Linked DNA regions of Homo sapiens: region 2 is linked to region 1. A link is an interaction called in ENCODE POLR2A ChIA-PET data of the cell type or tissue named here. Cell type or tissue: PC-9. All regions are shown on one strand.

Region 1 (2,500 bases):
CCATGCCCCTGGGATGCCGTGAGTGCCCAAGAGAGCCCCCAGATACACACAGGCCCCAGGAGGTGTGGCCTGGGTCACAGTGCCTGTTGTGTCTCTGGCAAAGGAGTAAGGCTGCCACCCTCCAGCCTAAGCCAACCCCTCCTGCACTCTTTCCTCCTCTGGCTTCTCTGAGACATAGAGAGGTACAGGAGAGAGCTCCGGACCAGGAGTGAGGCAATCTGGGTTTGTGTGTTCATTCAACAAATACTTATGAAGTATCTACCATATTCTGTGCACTGTTCTGAGTCACCAGGGGGTCAGCTATAAATAAGATGGAGAAAGTCCCTGTCTTAAGGAGCTTACGTTCTAGTGGGGTGATAGACAACAAAGAAAGACAACAATAAACACATGACATGTGATGTGGAAGAGAAATCAAGTGGCCAAGAGGAGAGTGACAAAGGAGAGGCTTCTCTTTGAATAGTAGCACATGAGCAGAGAAGAAACGAGTCCTGCAGAGGTGGCAGGGGAAGAGCCTGCCAAGCAGAGGAACTGCAAGTGCAAAAGCCTTGACTTGGGAACAGGGTTGGCAGCTACAACACCAAGGAGTCCAGTAGAGCCAGAATGGAAAGAACAAGGAAGTCAGTGGCGGGAGGTGAGGGCCTCGTTGTACACTCAGCTCCCAGCCCAGCTACCAGTTTCTTAGGTGAGCTTAGGTGCATCCCTTCCCCTCTTTGGGCCTGCACATGTTCTTCCATCTCCCATGTTGGGTTCACCAATTTGTACCACCAGCAGCCTGACTCCCAGGGCACCTGTGAGGGCCCTGGAGAGGAGAATGTGAGATGAGATGTGTGTAGCTGCTGTGATACCAAGGAAAGGGTTTAAGTGGGGATTCCTGGAGGCAGAGGAGAGGCCAAGACCTAAATGCCCTGGGCACCTGCACAGGTCCTGGAATCAATACAATCAGGACACAGATGACCTAAAACAGGGCTCAGGCAGGAAAGCTGGGCAATTCCTGCATCTTCTGCCCCAGGTCAGAGTGAAAACCTGGGTCCTGTGCCTTGGCTGGGCCAACACTCCCCAGCCTCACCCAGCAGCCTTCATGCCATCTGCTTAGATTGGCCTGGTGCCCAGCTCCTTGAGGTAAACAGCCACTCCTTGATGACGGCAATGCTGGATCCATCAGGTCTGAGTCATGGGTTCTGCTGATGGGTGGTGGGGACAGAGGCCTTGTTTAGCTTAAGGTGGGGGAGCTGAGCTCCAGCAGAGCTTGGGTCTGCCAGATGGCATGGCCAGCATGGCCAGTTTGCCCTGGGACCACCTTCCCTGGCCTCCAGCTCACATCCTGCTCCACCCTTCCTCCAGCCCAAAGTGCCCCCACCTGCCTGGAAACCTGTGTGAGCTACCCAGGTGTGGGCATCCCCTCCAGGGAGACCTGGTCTGGACTGAGCCAGCTCCACAGCCTGTCCTGGGCCCCTCAGCCACCCAACTCTATGTCCCAGGTCTAGAGCCCACCTGCCCATTCCACTTGGTCCAGAGCTGTAGGGGGCAGGCAATGGGAGGACACTACTTTAAGGAGAGGTTTCATCTACTTTTTTGGGATTTGACTCCAAGGAATGCTCAGTGATGAAATGAGCTGAAGTCATCCCTCCATGGGGGCATCCACTCTACCATTCAATGGACACTTATTGAGCACCTGTTGTGGGGCACCAATCACTATGCCAGTCCCTGGGACTCCAGAGATGAGTGAGACTTGGACTCAAGGAGCTTGCAGTTCACCAGTGGTGGAGAGGTGGAATGGACTCTTGAGCAGGAATCTATAAAATGCTGTGGTGAGAGCTGTGATAGAAATAGAGATATTCCTTCCACCCCATTATCCTATGGACCCCCTTCTCAATATGTCCAAAAGTCAACTTTCCATCTTCTGTCCACCCAGAGCTGCCCTACCTCCCAGTTCCCCCACCTGGGTGGACAGCACCACCATCACCCCACTGCCTTAGGCTAATCTGGGGACCATCCTGAGCTTCTCCTTCACCTCTACATTCCAGGAACCAGGTCTTACTGATTTCACCTCCTCACCACCTCTCATATCCATCACCTCCTCTATATTTCCCCTAGTTCAGCCTCTGCGATCTCTCACCTTCATTACTCATGCTGTTTCCCTGCCTCCAGTCTCACCTCCTCCAATCCATTCTGCTTCCAGAGCCATCTTTCTGAATGCAAAAATGACCACATCATCCCTCTGCCTAATATTATTCAATTACAGATAGTCAATTCAACTAAAGTTACTCAATCACAATGACTCAAGCATGAAAACCAAGCTCCTTGGTTTGTATGACATAAAAGTTCCGCCACGACTGGTCCTCTGTTGGCCTCTCTAACTTCACCTCTGGCCACTTGAGCCTTCACCCCATCCGATAGAACCACCTGCAGGCTTTTACGCCTCCAAGCCTTTTCTTATGCTGTTCTTCCTGATTGGCGTGCCCCTCTATTACCTCCCCTTGGGCTCTCCTCTCAGACCCTC
Region 2 (2,500 bases), 800 kb after region 1:
TGAGAGGTGCATTCGACCAATGGACTCCACTTAGTGACACAATATAGTGACCACCAGGGGTCCTCGCCACAGCTGACACACACCCCTGGGTGTCCGAGAAAGGCGTGGGGTTTTGGAGAGCTGAACCTGAGGAGGCCTTTCTTCTCTAGGCTGTCACCAACTTGTCCAAATCTGGGAACATCTGGGGGAGGTGGGGTTTGTAAAAATGCGAGTCACAGGAGAAAAATGACGGAGAACCACCTCCCCAGTCATCTGAAGAAATAAATGTTACTTTATATAGTTTATACTTCCGTTAGCCTTGAGGTCTGCAGACAGGACACAAAGGGAGCAGCTTTCCCTTAGATCCTCTGGGGCGGGGAGGGCAGTGTGGGACCTCACCTCTATTTTCTGATAGACTTCCTTAAACATCCCCGGGATGACATACTGACGCTCCACTGCCTGGATCTCGTCTCTAGTCGGCCAGATATCTTTCAGAAATACCTGCTGTCCCTTTGCATTTACTCCTGGGGAAAAAATGTTTATTAATGAGAAAACTTTCTAATATGCAATTTTCATGATTATACAGAGTCAAGCCTCGTTCTCCTCGGTAGTTATGTTCTATAAAGCCCGTGTGAACACTGAATGACTGGATACGGAATCACTGCCACTGGAGGAAATACAGGGTTAGGTTCCTGCAAGCCTCTGGTCACCCATCAATACATAACCTTGCTTCATGTGAGGTTTATTATTCACCTTATTTAATAGCAATTGTTGACTCACTGACATTGAACTTCCAGCGAAGCCTATCTAAACACAGTACGCATCACAGTCGGCTTGTGCTCAAGAACACCAGAAGCACTTCAGGACTATGCTCAAGGACCATTTTGAACAGCAAAATCACCACAAAAAGCACAAAAATGCAAAAAGCATGGCACTACGTAGACCAAGAAAAGGATCCTTATATATCGCAGGAGAGCTGAAACAAGAAGTCAGAGTGACGCCTTATCAGATCTCAGCATAGAACGTGTGTGTTGAATGATATAAAGTTTTCACCCCTTTGTGCTGATCTGTGAATGACCGTGAACATACTACAAATACTGATTTGGGGGTTAAAATACATTTTAGTGACTACGCAAATCTGCAAACATAGAACTCACAAATAACGAGGATCAACTGTACGTCTAAAGTTATGATTTCCTAAAAGTAAATTTCAGAGGCATTGTTTTCATATTATCTATTCGGCTTAGAATAGATTGAGGCAGGCAGAGCAAGCAAGCTGATCTGGGGAAAGGAAATGATGTATCATTTCTTTGGAATTCTGAGAAGTTGAAATATCTGCAGTATGTTTCTACAGAGTATATATTGAAACAATGCCTATCATTAAAGTGAGAGCTAGAAAGGGAGGAACTACAGAAGAAACCAGAATAGCAAGATGTCTATTCCTTTTGGCACCTGTTTTCCTTTCGTTATCCTTTACCCTCAGTAGATTCTTGTTTTAACTACTGCAGTTAAGTCTTAGCTGTATATTGGGGAATAAAGAAATTATTCTCTTCTTTGTCTTATCCCTGGAGGCTCTATGCTTCATTTCTTATTAAGGAAAGCAGTTTCTTCTAGTAATATTTCTGAATTCACTGGAAAAAAATTATGGCTGCACAAACAAAATCTTACCCAATGGCTCTTTCTCAAAGTCGATTCTGATGGTTCCAGCAATTGCATATGCTATTACTAAGGGGGGAGAGGCTAAATAGTTGGCCCGGGTGTTGGGGTGAACTCGACCTTCAAAATTCCTGTTTCCAGATAGTACTCCAACAGCTACAAGGTCTCCCTGAGTAAGGCAAGAGAAAAATCAGGTCACTAAAAGATACTGACTAGGCTTCTTGTCTCAGACCATTGGCAAGAGTTTCCACATCGCAAGGATACAGTCCTTTAAGCTGCCCTTTCACTTGGTTCTCTCCCACTAGAGGGGAGAAGGGTACACTGGGGTGTCCCCATGGGAGATACTCTGGGTCAAAGGAAGCAGAGACATGTTTAGTGATTTCTGCTCACGAGAAAATATCAGGTAGTTAGAAGGCAACATACTAGTTATTGCTGCCTGGGGCCCAAGAACAGGTGGGAAAGACCTAACAGTTGATCGTTAAAGGAAGTCACAATGCACAATTATAGAATACGTAGATTCTATAATTAATGCAAAGCAAACCAAATAATATCTTTCAAGGTTCAGCATTTTGGGGATAAAAATCAAGCCAAAGCAATTTAGTTTAGATTCGTTTGTGTGGAGACTTGTCTCACTTTGAACCAATTTTCAAATTATTTGGGTTGGTGCAAAAGTAATTGTGGTCTTCATCACTGAAATGGCAAAAATCACAGTTACTTTTGCACTAACCCAATACCTATAACAAACAACTGTAGAGCCCTTTGTAGTGAAAACCAGCCAGTACTGAGCACTTGAGTGCCAGACACTGCACTAAGTGACTTATGTTTATCATCATCTTAATTCTCACAACTCTATAAAATAGATACT

What was found. Peaks named below come from ENCODE experiments on the same cell type or tissue, not always from the same donor. Only the 100,000 strongest peaks of a DNase experiment are listed, where the experiment ranks them.
Region 2: POLR2A ChIA-PET joins it to region 1 with 27 read pairs; 2 of 35 experiments call an interaction of 5 or more read pairs at or near these places.

Annotation. Positions count from the first base shown.
Region 1 is chr9:33,232,793-33,235,292 of GRCh38, reverse strand. No RefSeq gene overlaps it. Among named protein-coding and RNA genes, the nearest start is that of SPINK4, 6.1 kb to the left of the region's middle. RefSeq lists an enhancer at 691-1,890. In PC-9, no CTCF peak of the experiment used is centred here; a DNase peak (open chromatin) is centred at 1,122; H3K27ac peaks cover 776 bases.
Region 2 is chr9:32,429,722-32,432,221 of GRCh38, reverse strand. ACO1 (aconitase 1) reads right to left here. Exons shown (of 21, transcript NM_002197.3): 14 at 1,648-1,804; 15 at 379-503. Among named protein-coding and RNA genes, the nearest start is that of ACO1, 46 kb to the right of the region's middle. In PC-9, a CTCF peak has its summit at 64 (motif pointing right); a DNase peak (open chromatin) is centred at 1,341; H3K27ac peaks cover 1,779 bases.